2 separate regions of the Homo sapiens genome follow, and region 1 is linked to region 2. Evidence: read pairs that join two places in POLR2A ChIA-PET (ENCODE). Cell type or tissue: HepG2. All regions are shown on one strand. Links, peaks and the distances in the headings refer to the core of each region. The heading gives the core; the rest is flanking DNA.

What was found. Peaks named below come from ENCODE experiments on the same cell type or tissue, not always from the same donor. Only the 100,000 strongest peaks of a DNase experiment are listed, where the experiment ranks them.
Region 1: POLR2A ChIA-PET joins it to region 2 with 6 read pairs; 4 of 35 experiments call an interaction of 5 or more read pairs at or near these places.

Annotation. Positions count from the first base shown.
Region 1 is chr16:89,544,964-89,551,157 of GRCh38, reverse strand. SPG7 (SPG7 matrix AAA peptidase subunit, paraplegin) reads right to left here. Exons shown (of 17, transcript NM_003119.4): 11 at 4,398-4,500; 12 at 3,045-3,155; 13 at 549-664. Among named protein-coding and RNA genes, the nearest start is that of RPL13, 13 kb to the left of the region's middle. In HepG2, for the core only: no CTCF peak of the experiment used is centred there; DNase peaks (open chromatin) are centred at 5,157 and 5,827; H3K4me3 peaks cover 978 bases.
Region 2 is chr16:89,258,960-89,267,065 of GRCh38, reverse strand. No RefSeq gene overlaps it. Among named protein-coding and RNA genes, the nearest start is that of ZNF778, 45 kb to the right of the region's middle. In HepG2, for the core only: no CTCF peak of the experiment used is centred there; DNase peaks (open chromatin) are centred at 4,845 and 5,245; H3K4me3 peaks cover 1,402 bases.

The DNA of each region.
Region 1 (6,194 bases), core at 3,695-6,194, 280 kb before region 2:
CTTAGAGAAGCTGTAACATCACCATTTGGTAAGAATAAATGTCCATCGAGTTCACAGCTGCCTACAAGAGTAGTTTTTTGTTTGTTTGTTTGAAGTAGAGACAGTTTTGCCCTGTTGGCCAGGCTGGTCTTGAACTCCTGACCTCAGGTGATCCACCATGCCCAGCCTAGAATAGTATTTTTTAAATGTACACTCAACTCACTTCTTTCCAATGTTAGGAGTCATTTGGGGTGGACAGGCAAAGGCAGCGAAACCCCATTGCATGGTGTAACCTTCCACGAGTCACCCCAGTAGCAGCACCATGCTCCGATGTGACACAGCCCACTCCTGCCTCCCACGTCCGAGTTCCCGCCCATCAGTCGCCACCCACCCTGCTCCATGGATCATGACAGTGGCAGGCTTTCCTCTCACATGACCTACAGACACAGGCGGGACTCCCCAGTCAGCTACAGACACAGGCGGGACTCCCCAGTCAGCTACAGACACAGGCGGGACTCCCCACCCACCTTTGGCCAAGGCCCGTGGAGCCGGCACCTGCCAAGACCCACCTTCATCACGGCCTCCGTGTGCTCCAGCATCCAGCCCACCAAGGCGTGGCCCGACTCATGAAACGCAACCACTTTCTGTTCTTCCTTGGACAGGATCTTGCTCTTTTTGGCAGTCCCTGAAAGAATGCCGGGGTATGAGTTGGGCGCGGTGGCTCACGCCTGTAATCCCAGCGCTGTGGGAGGCCAAGGCGGGCGGATGACCTGAGGACAGGAGTTCGAGACCAGCCCGACCAATATGGTGAAACCCCGTCCCTACTAAAAATAGAAAAATTAGCTAGGTGTGATGGCGGGCGCCTGCAGTCCCAGCTACTTGGGAGGCTGAGGCAAGAGAATCACTTGAACCTGAGAGACGGAGGTTACAGTAGGGCAAGATCATGCCACTGCACTCCAGGCTGGGCGACAGAGCAAGACTCCGTCTCAAAAAACAAACAAAAAAGAATGACGGGGGGGTGAGCTGAGACCCCGGCCTCTCCCTGGCTGGGCCCTGCTCCTGCCCCGTGTGGTCAAAGCAAGCCTCTCTCTGCACATCTGCCTCTTGGAGCTGCAGCTGCGGCTCTGGACACCCCAACTCAAAACGACACTCTTCAGGTCAAAGGGCTGTTGAAGGAGGTCGTGATTTCTTCTTTTATAAATGTTGCAATCATCGAAATAGCTCCTGCTGCTTTTAGGAACAAGTGCAACCCTCTGAGGAGTGTCTCCTCCTGCCCCATGGTTGGGGGGGTGCCACAGGGTCGGGGCAAGGGTCACAGAACAGCAGCTTTTGACTTTCTCCCTGGCAGGATGGGCAGAGGCCTCCTCTGAGTTACGGGCCTCCTGCTTACTTTCCCTCTCCCCTCAGACCTGGAGGCGCAGCTCCCATCCCCATCACTTTCTGGATCCTTATGGCTTCTACTCACCCCTTCAGAAGCTTTTTGCCTCAGGGACAAGGCTTTTTTTCTGTCAGTGACAGGGTCTCACTCTGTTGCCCAGGCTGGAGGGCAGTGGTGCGATCACGGCTCACTGTTGCTTCAACCTCCCAGGTTCAAGCAATCCTCCTGCTGCAGCCTCCTGAGTAGCTGAGACCAGAGGTGTGCTCCACCACCATGCCTGGCTAATACTCTTTATTCTTTTCTTTTAAGAGATGGGGTCTTGCTGTATTGCCCAGGCTGGTCTCAAACTCCTGGCCTCAAGCAACCCTCCTGCCTCAGCCCCCAAAGTGCTGGGATTACAGGCATGAGCCACAGTGCCCAGCCAGGGACAAATGTTTGCATTAAATCTCCCCTGTTCAGCTTACTGGTGAGGCTTCATTTCCTGTCTCAGATTTTCCACACATCTGTAAGTGTCCATTCTGTACAACTTGAATCAGCTCGTGGTCCTGAGCACTCAAGTACGTCATGTATTTTCTTTCAACTGGCTTGTGGTTCCCACTCAGTCCTTCCTGCTTTGCTACTATTATCAAAAGCTTTTCGATTTCCACATAAAAGTAAATGGTTACACGAAAATAAATTTCAGTAAGACACAGGCAGCGCCAGTCCTCTCGACCCGCAGGGCTGTCGGAGAGAAGCCAGGTGTGTTTTGCAGTGTCTGGCACAGCAGCTGCCCCACTCCTCTGCAGGAACCCACTGCTTTCCCAAGCTGAAGCCCTGGGGACCTGCAAGAGGCGTGTTCGTGCTAGGAATTCACTCGAATTGAGGGTGAGGAACTCGGTTCTCGCAGGGATAGCTCGCAAAGGAGGCTCGTGCTCCTCAAACACCTGGGGCAAGAACCACTTCCCTTTTCAAACGTTCAACCTGTCTCACACTGACAGTGCGGGTCTGAACTCCATTCCATGAGATGACTGATCACGTCTGGGTGTTGCCATCATAGCTATGGAAACCTCCAGCAGCTCCGATTCCCAGTTTGGTCCTCTCTCCTCACAGACGTCGCAGACCCCACACTGAGCAGCCACGGAACGGCAGTCAGAGGCGGTCAGCCCACCGGTCACCCGTCACCAAAACTCATCTCCCGTTCCTACTGACGGTCGGGACCATGAGTTTCACCAGAGGTGGTGCTGCAGATCCACACCTCTCCGCAGAGCCCCTGCTGCGCTGAAAGCACGGCTGTCCCTCCACAGCCACGGGCGGCAGCAGCCCTCCGGCCCACAGTCAGCGGCTGGAGCTCAGCCCCCATGAGGCTGGGGCTAGGCTGAGCCCACCACACCCAGGCTGGCAAGACATTTTTAGTTTTTATTATTTTTATTTTTGGGGGGCATTTTTTATTTTTATTTTTTCACTTTCTTTGGCAAGGCATTTTTTATTTCTGTTGGACGAGCGTCTACTCTTAGGTAAATCTGTGATATTTTAAACTAAGGAAAAGTACAAGGTATCATAAAGACATGAGTTACGCAGAACTGAAACGCAACGTGTGTTCCTTCCTGTGTGATGGTTCCATCCACCTCACCTCTCAATACCTGCCTGGGTATTTCTGGGGTTCAAGCCCTGCTAAGGAGGGCCTTCACCCAGGGCGCGCCCCCTGTACCTGCGAGGACGCGCTCCACGGCGTACTCGAAGTTGAGAGTGTGCACGGAAGTGTGTCCCTCCCGCGCCGCGTGCAGCGCAGCCTCATTGCAGATGTTGGCGATGTCAGCCCCTGTCAACACAAACAGCCACGGTGTGGGTGGGTGGGTTTCTGCTATCAGGGCTTAAGAGGAGGAAGGGGCCCTCAAGGGAGAACAAAGATGGCCGGGCATGGTGGCTCACCCCTGTAATCCCAGCACTTTGGGAGGCTGAGGTGGGCAGATCACCTGAGGTCAGGAGTTTGAGACCAGCCTGGCCAACAGGGTGAAACCCTATTGCTACTAAAAATACAAAAATTAGCCGGGCGTGGTGGTGAGCGCCTGTAATCCCAGCTACTCAGGAGGCTGAGGCAGGAAAATCGGTTGAACCCAGGAGGCGGAGGCTGCGGGGAGCCAAGATCACGCCACTGCACTCCAGTCTGGGCGACAGAGTAGGACTCTGTCTCAAAATAAATAAGTAAATAAATAAAAGGAAGAACAAAGAGGGAAAAGAGACCAAGAACCAAGAGTGCTGGTGAGAGCGTCTGGGAGAGAGGCACGGGGAGCTGGCGCCAGGAGCAGAGCTGGGGAGAGCGGCAGGCGCCGGCGCCAGGAGCAGGGGTGGGGAGAGCGGCAGGCACTTGCACCGTGTTCCACTGAGGCCATTCCACAGACGAGACACAGAACCGCCAGGCTCCATCCGCCCTGACGCCCGTCTCTCCTCCCAAGGGCAGTTAGTTCCACACCCCATCTTGTGGCTGATTCCACCTAACAGCTCATGAGCATTGATGGCAAAGAAATTAAAGGCTCTCTAGTAACCACAAAATTCTAGTGAAAGACCCTAACGAATAATCAAAGGGCAAATTCATCTCATAATAAAAGGGAGGTTTGTTGACATTAACTTTTAAAATGTGAACCACACAGCAGGAAAAGCATCTTGAGGTATGATTTCTATTTCTACAACTTGACAGAGACCGTGAGGGTCAGAGGGAGGCGGCTTTGCCGGGACTGCGTGGTCTGACTCTGGGTCTGACGGGAAACGCCGGCATGACTGGTCACTGTGTGGAAGCAACATAACTCCACTATCTCTGGAAACAACACAGACCGGGAACCACCGTCTGCTTTTCCACCCCGGGGCGGAGGACGGAGTGCGGGTGCCGTCTGGACCTCCTGCTGCCCCACATACACATCAGCTCCCTCCCAGGCTTGTACTGAGCAGAGGCCCCCAGAGAAGGAGCAGCGCCCACCCCACAGAGGAGGCCTCGATGCTGTTTGCGCAGGTGACACCACCTGCCCTCAGGACGTGACGCTGCCCAGGCTGCGGGTTGAGAACGTACCACTGAATCCTGGTGTCAGCTCTGCCAGACGCTGGGAGTAAAAGGTGCTGGACTGGGTCAGCTTCAGGCTCTTCAGGTGCTGCTCAAAAATCTCCCGCCTCTCCTGCCAGAACCAGGGGAGGAAAGACAGTCGGGCTCAAGCCTAGTTACTGCCACAGGTGCGGCATGTTTGTCTGTGGGGGGGGGGGGTCCCCAAGTAGCTGGGATTACAAGTGTGTGCCATCATGCCTGAGTTTTGTATTTTTAGTAGAGACGGGGTTTCGCAAAGTTGGCTAGGCTGGTCTCGAACTCCTGGCTTCAAGTGATCCACCTGCCTCGGCCTCCCAAAGTGCTGGGGTTACAGGCGTGAGCCACCATGCCTGGCCACAAGCAGCATTTTAAACACGAACAGAACACTGTTGGATGGCCGGGCCCGGTGGCTCACACCTGTAATCCTAGCACTTTGGGAGGCTGAAGTGGGCAGTCTGGCCAACACGGTGAAACCCCATCCCTACTAAAATACAAAAATTAGCCAGGCAAGACGGCGGGTGCCTGTAATCCCAGCTACTCGGGAGGCTGAGGCGGGACAATCACTTGAACCTGGGAGATGGTGGTTGCAGTGAGCCGAGATCGCGCCGCTGCACTCCAGCCTGGGGGATAGAGTGAGACTGTCTCAAAAAAAAAAAAAAGAGAACGCTCTTGGAAGGAGAGGTGGGTGGGGATCACTTGAGGCCAGGGGTTTGACACCAGCCTTGGCAACACAGCGAGACTCTGTTAAAAATTAACCAGCACGGCGGCGCACGCCCATAGTAGTCCTAGCTCCTCAGCTTGAGCCCTGAAGGTTGAGGCCGCAGTGAGTGGTGATCGCAGCACTGCACTCCAGCCTGGGTGACAGCGCAACACCCTTTCTCTAAAAATTGAAAGAAAAATTAAAAAGAAAAAAGAAAAAATTATAGCAGAATAGCTAATGAAGCACGTCACACACAGCAAATGCTTATTCTGCAAAACTTCCAATTCCCACACATGTTCCATGCGTCTAAATCCTGATGTAAAATGTTTCTTACACAGTCAAAAAGCCAGGAGCCGCCCTCCCCTGGAGAAGCTGCCCTCCCCTGGAGAAGCCGTGTCCCCTGGAGAAGCTGCCATCCCCTGGAGAAACAGTGTCCCCTGGAGAAACAGTGTCCCCTGGAGAAGCCATGTCCCCTGGAGAAGCCGTGTCCCCTGGAGAAGCCATGTCCCCTGGAGAAGCAGTGTCCCCTGGAGAAGCCGTGTCCCAGCGGGAAGGGCTTCTGCTCCGCCCTTCACTCTCCATCCCAACAGAGACTGAGCACCGGCTGAGAGCCGCTGAGCCCAGCCCTGCTCCCCAGGCTGCACTGATGGAACATTAACCCACCAGCAGACCCGGAGGCCCTCTCTCCAAACCCTCCGCTCCATGAGCTGAACTCCTGCTCCCTCAGGGCAGCAACAAAGGCCCTTTGGCCAGGAAGTGTAACGTCCAACCAGAGCCCTGTGACAGAGGAGGGATCAGGCGAGAGGCCTCAGGACTTCTACTCCCACCCCAATTTCAGGGCAGCTGCACAGTCCACGTCCCCAGAGCCCACGCTACGGATGGAAGGAAGTGATGCCACACAAGAATAAAGTTTCCCACAATTTTTCCTCCTGGATTTTGTTTCAAAGGATTTGCTATAAAAACCAGACTGATACCCAGGATAAAAGGAAAACCAATAGCAGGTGAACAGAACTGCAAAACCCCGAGCAGTGAGTGCAGCCATTGGGCAGGTCTGCCAGGGGGCGTGCAGCCAATGTGGGGGCCACAGC
Region 2 (8,106 bases), core at 3,826-6,325:
GCTGGCTGGCTTGTGCCCCTGCCCACAGTTCCCTGGCAGCTGCAGCTGGTGAGGGTCCGCGCTTTGAGAGCCCTGTCCTGGCTGGAAGGCAGCTCAGGCAAGCATGGAGATGCGAGGCCTCTGCTCAGAGGATCTTGGCACAGAGGATGCCTGCCAGGACCCTCCAGCCAGTGTGGCTCCAGGAGACTGTTGGCCCCCGGCGTGACAGGAGGGTGAGCTGATGGAGGCGCCTCACCCTTTTCCTTCTGAGCTGTCTGTCCCCTGTACCTGGGTGCTGGGGAGGGAGTGGCAGCTACAGAAACAACCCCCACAGAAGAGCAGACACTGCCCGTGCATCAGAATCAACAGGGTCCTGGTCACTGGGTCCCCTGCGGAGGAGCCCGACCTGGGAGGGTCCCTGAGCCCTGCCAGGCTGAGCCAGTGGCGGGGGCAGTGGCTTCATTCCCCCAAAGGCTGCTGTGAGCTCCCTCGCCAGCTGGGCCCCTGCGTGGGGTTGGGGGTAGGCGTGGGGCCATGCCCCCTCTCCTGTCTTCGATCTGTGAACAGAACTTTTGTGGATTCCCTCCTGTTCCCTTCAGGGCTGAGCCTGAGCAAAGGCAGGGTTGTCCACCTCATTTACGGGCTTGGGGTGGGGGTGTGGAGAAGCCAGAAGGTTCCAGTCTATTTTTCTGGGTTCGGATTAGCTGTGGTTTGTTTTGGGGGCTTCGTGGGTTTTTGGGGGTTTTTTGCTTGCTTTTGAGATGGAGTCTTGCTCTGACCCCCAGGCTGGATGGAGCACAGTGGCGCAATCTCAGCTCACTGCAGCCTCCACCTCCTGGGTTCAATTCTCCTGCCTCAGCCTCCCGAGTAGCTGGGACTACAGGCGCCTGCCACCACACCCGGCTAGTTTTTGTATTTTTAGTAGAGACGGGGTTTCACCATCTTGGCCAGGCTTTTTGTTTTCTCCACACCCCCTCAATCACAGAACTTTGGTCACAGTAAAACTTCCTTTAAGCCCTGCCTTAAAAGAAAAACCTGAGTCAGCCTGTGTCACACAGAGCACGCTGCAGTTCCAGCCCACAGTGGTGACGACGTCCCGGCCACCATGCTGTGCCTCCCTGTCTCGGGTGCCCACGAGGGGTGTCAGGCGAGAGCAGCTCCCTTCCGGCCCCCACCCTGGTCTGCTGGAGTCTCGGCTCCCGTGCACCTGCCAGAGATGCCGCACATGCGACTCCCAAACAGCCTCCTGCCATAGGGGACGAGAGACAGCCTGCCGCCCCTCAGAGAGACTTGTGAATAAACACTGAGAAACGTCAGAGTACCCAGAACCGCAGGAGCCTGCGTGCCAGCCTGGAGACCCTGCTGCCCGGGGCCACCCATGTGGGCTTCAGACCGCTCTCGGGAGTCTCTGGCTGGAGCTGGAGGAAGATGGCGTAACCCCACTCGCTCAACTACATCCATGGACCCCAGCGCTACCCAGCTCCTGCCTGGGAGCCCGGGCTCTGGAGCAGGCTGGCTCTGAGGGTCCACCACCTGTAACTCAAGCCTTCCTGATGCCTTCCCTTCCGGAGGCTCTGAGGACTGCCATTAGCAAAAAAAAAAACAAAAAACAAACAAACCCAAAGCACAGAGCAGGTGAGTGCTCGGACCCTAGGCACTTCAGGGAAGCCAGCACCCCTCCCTGGCACAGGGTCCCCCTCTCAGGGAAGCTGGCGCCCCTCCCCGACACAGGGTTCCCCCTCAGGGAAGCCGGTGCCCCTCCCCAGCCGAGGGTCCCCCTCTTAGGGAAGCTGGCACCCCTTTCTGGCACAGGGTCCCCCTCTCAGGGAAGCTGACACCTTGCCAAGGCGTAAGGCCCCAGGCTTCAACAGAAAAAGGAAAGAAATATGGCGGCTTTTGCTGCTGTAGAAGAGAAGCTGGTGGCTTTTGTAAAACCTGGAAGGAGGTGAGAGGTTTTTGTGGAAAGCCCGTGAGCCGTCAGCTCCCCGCACAGAGAGCGCCTGCTCTGCCCAGGAGACCGTGCAGCATCTGGCAAGACAGGTCTCCATTCAGGGGTCGCCATTTCCAAGCGGCAGCTGGGCCTGGGCCTGAGCCTGGCAGGAGGGGAAGGGCCCCAGCACGTGGAGCCGCACACAACCTCCACCCACCTCCCCCCACACCAGGGAGCTGCTTTCCTCCTTCCCGCTGGGGGACAGCGAAGACAGTCTCACAGGAGAGTAGAAGGAACTGGGCCCAGCTTGGCTCTGTTGGAAAGCAGAATGAAATACTGAAGCTAGAGAGAGGGACCCACAGGCAGTGAGAAGGCAGCCGTGGCATCAGCAAGAGCTCAGCTGTGGCATCAGCAAGAGCTCAGGGACGAGGTGCAAGTTGTACACCACAGCTGGGGGAGTGCAGTGGTATAAACCCCAAAAGCCCCATTACTGGGCACAGAACGTCACTCACATCTGAAATTACCTGTGATAAACTGGAAACATGGCTCACACCTGTGGTCCCAGCTGCTTGGGAGGCTGCAGCAGGAGGATCACTTGAGTCCAGGAGCTCACGGCGGTAGTGCACCGTGAGTGAGCCTGCGAACAGCCATTGCCTTCCCACCTGGGCAGCTCAGCAAGATCCTGTCTCTAAAACCAAAAATCAGGCTGGGTGTAGTATTTCACACCTATAATCACAACAGGAAGCCAAGGCAGGAGGATGCTTGAGCCCAGGAGTTCATGTCCAGCCTGGACAACATAATGAGACCCTGTCTCAACAACAACAACAAAGAACAGGCATGGTGGAGCGCGTCTGCGGTCCCAGGTACTCGGGAGGCTGAGGCGGGAGGATCGCCTGAGCCCAGGAGGCTGAGGCTGCGGTGAGCTGTGATGGTTGCTCCAGCCTGGGGGACAGAGCAAGACTCTGTCTTCAAAAAAAAAAAAAAAAAAAAGATACCAGCCGGGTGTGGTGGCTCACGCCTGTAATCCCAGCACTTTGGGAGGCTGAGGCAGGTGGATCACGAGGTCAGGAGTTCAAGACCAGCCTGGCCAACATGGAGAAACCCTGTCTGTACTAAAAATATAAAATTAGCTGGGTGTGGTGGCACAAGTCTGTAATGCCAGCTACTCAGGAGGCTGAGGCAGGAGAATCGCTTGAACCCGGGAGGCGGGGAGGGAGGTTGCAGTGAGCCGAGTTCGTGCCACTGGACTCCAGGCTGGGCCAGAAGAGCGAAACTCCGTCTCCAAAAAGAAAGAAAAAGGAAAGATACCAAGTTAAAATCGCAGCAGCCAGAGCCATTTACCCTGCAGTCAAGACCCCCACAATTAAGAAAAGGGGAAATAAATGACAATTCAAAGCAGCTACATAGAGACTGATTATGTCCCAGGTCAGAACCTCTGAGGGGGTGAGCTGATATGACAGAAAGGACGCAGGACTTCCAGGGTAGCAAGTCCCTCTGAAAATCCCTCCTCGAGAAAAGCAATGACACCACTAGGGAAAAAATTGTCAAAATTAACTTTTTCAGAACTCTGGAAATTATTAACTAAGGCTTGTAATAATTTAATGAATGTTTATTAAAGAAAAACAGCCGAGGCTTGGCATGGTGGCTCATGCCTGTAATCCCAGCACTTTGGGAGGCCGAGGTGGGTGGATCACCTGAGGTCAGGAGTTCAAGACCAGCCTGGCCAACATGGTAAAACCTCGTCTCTACTACAAATACAAACAGTAGCTGGGCATGATGGCACATGCCTGTAATCCCAACTACTTGGGAGGTTGAGGCAGGAGAATTGCTTGAACCTGGGAGGCGGAGGTTGCAGTGAGCCAAGATTGCACCAGTACACTCCAGCCTGGCTGACAGAGCAAGACTCCGTCTCCAAAAAGAAAAAGTAAAAAGAAAAACAGCTGAATATTGGTACAGAGAGCTTTGTCATTTTAACTTGCCGTGTTTCATTCTCCTTACTCCAACTCTCTGGTGCTTTGAAAACTAGCAGCCCAGAGAGGCAGGCTCAGTATGAGCCCCCAAAAGTCCCACCCCAGAGAGAGCTGTTGCCATCTTGATGGGGACAGGAGGTAGAGAAATTCTAGGCAGACAGGGGCAGGTTCCTGGTGAAGCCCCACCCTCAAGCTGAAATGCCTGAGACCATGGCCCACCTTGAGAACTGCCATCCCTGCTTTCCTGCCCTCATGTTGCCTGTTCCTAAACCACCATGGTCCCACCCTGCCCCCCGCCATCCTGTGTCTATAAAGGCCCCAGACTCAGCCAGCAGAGAGGAGAAGCAGCTGGATGTTAAGGGACAGCTTGACGGTGTCACTTCAGAGAAGAATCCATCTGCAGACACAGATGTGGCCAGACTTCAGGGGAAGATTACCTTCCCGCCCCATCCCCTTTCCAGCTCCCCTTCCTGCTGACAGCCACTTTCATCAGCAATAAAATCCCCCACATTTACCATCCTTCAATTCGTTTGCGTAACCTCATTTTTCCTGGATGCCAGACGAGCTCTAGAGCCACAGGTGGATACAAAAGGCGGTCACACCGGCCCTTTGCCTCTCACCGGCAGCCTCACGCGAAAAGGCAGAGGGTCCACTGAGCTGTTAACACTTCAGCTGTCTGTGGACGGCAGAGCTAAAGGAGCCCCGTAACACGCCCTCTGGGGCTTTGGGGGGCACAGGTACCCCGGCCCTGGATGCTGCACGGGGCCTGCACAGAGTTCACTGCTGCCGGCACCCAAAAGCACCTGCTCCAGCTCCTGCACCTGCTCACCCTCCTGCAAGGGGTGGAGCACAGAGGGTCCAAGTGAGTGGAGTTTGAACCCACCGGTGCCTAAACAGCCGGCCAGTTCCAGCGATCCTGCACTCCAGTCCTGCCTCATTGGCCCACACACTCCCTCCGCGAGGGGTTGAGGGCGGCAGGCTGAGTAAACCAGGCACCCCATTACGACTCCGGTGAAACAGCCTGCTTCAATCTCACCTCTGGCAGCTCCCTGGAAAGCATTCATAGGCCTGTGATATCTGGCCTGCCCTGCAGTTCGCTCAGTGAGAAAAGCCCCCTTTCCACAGCATTGGTCAGAAACAATCAGTGGCACCGTTTAACCACACAGCTGTCCAAGGCACTACCCACTGGGGCAGCCGGCACCTGCCCAGAAAGGACGAGGTGAGGAACGAGGCGCCTGTGGGGACCCGGGCAGCACTGACATTTTCCTGGGGACACGGAAAGCCCTGGGCACGTGTGGGTCTGTACGCACGGCCAGGAAGGGACAGAACATTCTCTGATCTCCCCTTGGCTGATTGAGGCCTTGTGCAAACAGAAAGCGAAAGCTACAGCAGAGCTGGAAACTGCTGGAAAAGCCTCCCAGCCAGGGAAAAAAGACTCACTGAATCGAGGCATTTAAGGAAACTGTACAGTACAGAGCGTTCACTGGTCACACAGCAAAGGGAGTAGAGAATTAGTCCAGAAAAGTCACTAAACACACAGAAGCAGCAACCAAACCACAAAGTAACAAAACCTGGGGGATAAGAACAACTGGTCTCATCATGTTGCTTTAAATGTCTACTTTTCAGCAAAAAAAAGCAGAGAAACAAAATATCACCCATAAATGGGGGGAAAAGCCATCAATAGATACCATCCTTGGGGAAGCCCAGATGCTGAACTTACTAAAGACTTTTTTTCTTTTTTTGAGATGGAGTCTCACTCTGTTACCCAGGCTGGAGTGCAATGGTGCAGTCTCAGCTCACTGCAACCTCCACTCCCCAGGTTCAAGCGATTCTCCTGCCTCAGCCGCCTGAGTAGCTGGACTACAGGCGCGTGCCACCACGCCCGGCTAATTTTGTATTTTTAGTAGAGACAGGGTTTCACTACATTGGCCAGGATGGTCTAGAATTCCTGACCTCGTAATCCGCCCGCCTCAGCCTCCCAAAGTGCTGGAATTACAGGCATGAGCCACCGCACCCGGCCGACTTTTCTTTTTTTTGAGAGAGAGTGTCGCTCTGTTGCCCAGGCTGGAGTGCAATGGCACAATCTCGGCTCACTGCAACCTCCACCTCCCAGATTCAGGCGATTCTCCTGCCTCAGCCTACAGACACACACCACCACCATGCCCAGCTAATTTTTGTATTTTTAGTAGAGACAGGGTTTCACTATGTTGGCCAGACTGGTCTTGAACTCCTGACCTCGTGATCCACCCACCTCAGCCTCCCAAAGTGCTGGGATTACAGGTGTGAACCACTGTGCCTGGCCTTTTTTGCTTTTTTTTTTTTTTTTTTGAGACGGAGTCTCACTCTGCCGCCCAGGCTGGAGTGCAGTGGCGCTATCTCAGCTCACTGCAACCTCTGCCTCCCAGGTTCGAGCAATTGTTCTGCCTCAGCCTCCCGAGTAGCTGGGATTACAAGTGCCCACCATCAGGCCTGACTAATTTTGTTTGTGTTTTTAGTAGAGATGGGGTTTCACCATGTTGGCCAGGCTGGTCTCAAACTCTTGACCTCAGGTGATCCACCGGCCTCAGCCTCCCAGAGTGCTGGGATTACAGGCATGAGCCACCGTGCCTGGCCCTTTTTTTCCTTTTAATAAGGTCTTGCTCTGTCACCCAGGCTGGAGTGCAGTGGCATGAACACAGCTCATTGTGGCCACGACCTCCTGGTCTCAAGCAGTCCTCCCAACCTCAATCTCCTGAGTAGCTGGGATGACAGGCACGCATCACCACACCTGGCTTTTTTTTTTTTTTTGAGACGGAATCTCTCTCTGTGGCCCAGGCTGGAGTGCAGTGGCGCAATCTCGGCTCACTGCAAGCTCCGCCTCCCGGGTTCACGCCATTCTCCTGCCTCAGCCTCCCAAGGAGCTGGGACTATAGGTGCCCGCCACCATGCCCAGCTAATTTCTTTTTTTAGTAGAGACAGGGTTTCACCGTGTTAGCCCAGATGGTCTCGATCTCCTGACCTCCGTGATCCGCCCGCCTCGGCCTGCCACTGTTGGGATTACAGGCGTGAGCCACCGTGCCCAGCCAACTTTTTTATTTTTTGTAGAGATGAGGCCTCACTATGTTGCCCAGGCTGGTCTTGAACTCCTGGGCTCAAGTGATCCGCCCACCTGCGCCTCCCAAAGAGCTGGGATTACAGGCGTGATCCACCACTCAGCTTAAATAAAGACAAAGTCAGCTGTTACGAATAATGTTCAAAGCACTAAAAGAAATTATGTTTAAAGAACTAAAATGGTAGTATGAAAATTGTCATTGTCTCACCAAATAGAAAATACAATACAGAGATAAATTATTCAAAAAGAATTAAATGGAAATTCTGTAGTTGTAAAGTAATTGAATTTGAGTTGGTAGAAGCAAGTATCAGCAAACTTGAAGATAGGTCAATTGACATAATGAAATGTGGCCAGGCGCCGTGGCTCATGCCTGTAACCCCAACGTTGTGCTAGGCTGAGGCGGGCAGATCGCTTGAGCCCAGGGATTTGAGACCAGCCTGGGCAACAGGGCAAAACCCCATCTCTACAAAAACAATTAGCCAGGTGTGGTGGCATGCACCTATAGTCTCAGCCATTTGCAAGGCTAAAGCGGGAGGTTCATTTGAGACCAGGAGTTCGAGGCTGCAGTGAGCTGTGACTGCACCACTGCTCCAGTCTGGGCGACAGAGTGAGACCACCCTGTCTCAATTAAAAAAAAAAAACTATTGATGGGTTTTTAATGTATGAGGGTATAATTTACATATACTTTGCAGCACACAGGAGGAGAAGACAGTGTTGGAGCTCATGGTTTGTATCCTGTTGAAATTTACCTACTATCTGGCCGGGTGCGGTGGCTCACACCTGTAATCCCAGCACTTTGGGAGGCTGAGGCAGGTGGATCACAAGGTCAGGAGTTCAAGACCAGCCTGGCCAACATGGTAAAACCCCATCTCTACTGAAAATACAAAAATTAGCTGGTTGCGGTAGCGGGCGCCTGTAGTCCCAGCTACTTGGGAAGCTGCGGCAGGAGAATCACTTGAACCCGGGAGACGGAGGTTGCAGGGAGCCGAGAATGCGCCACTGCACTCCGGCCTGGGCAACACAGCCAGACTCCGTCTCAAAAAAAAAAAAAAAAAAATTCACCTACTATCAATTGAAACTAGATTTTAGTTCATTATAATCCCAACAGCAATCCTTTTTTTTTTTTTTTTAACTCA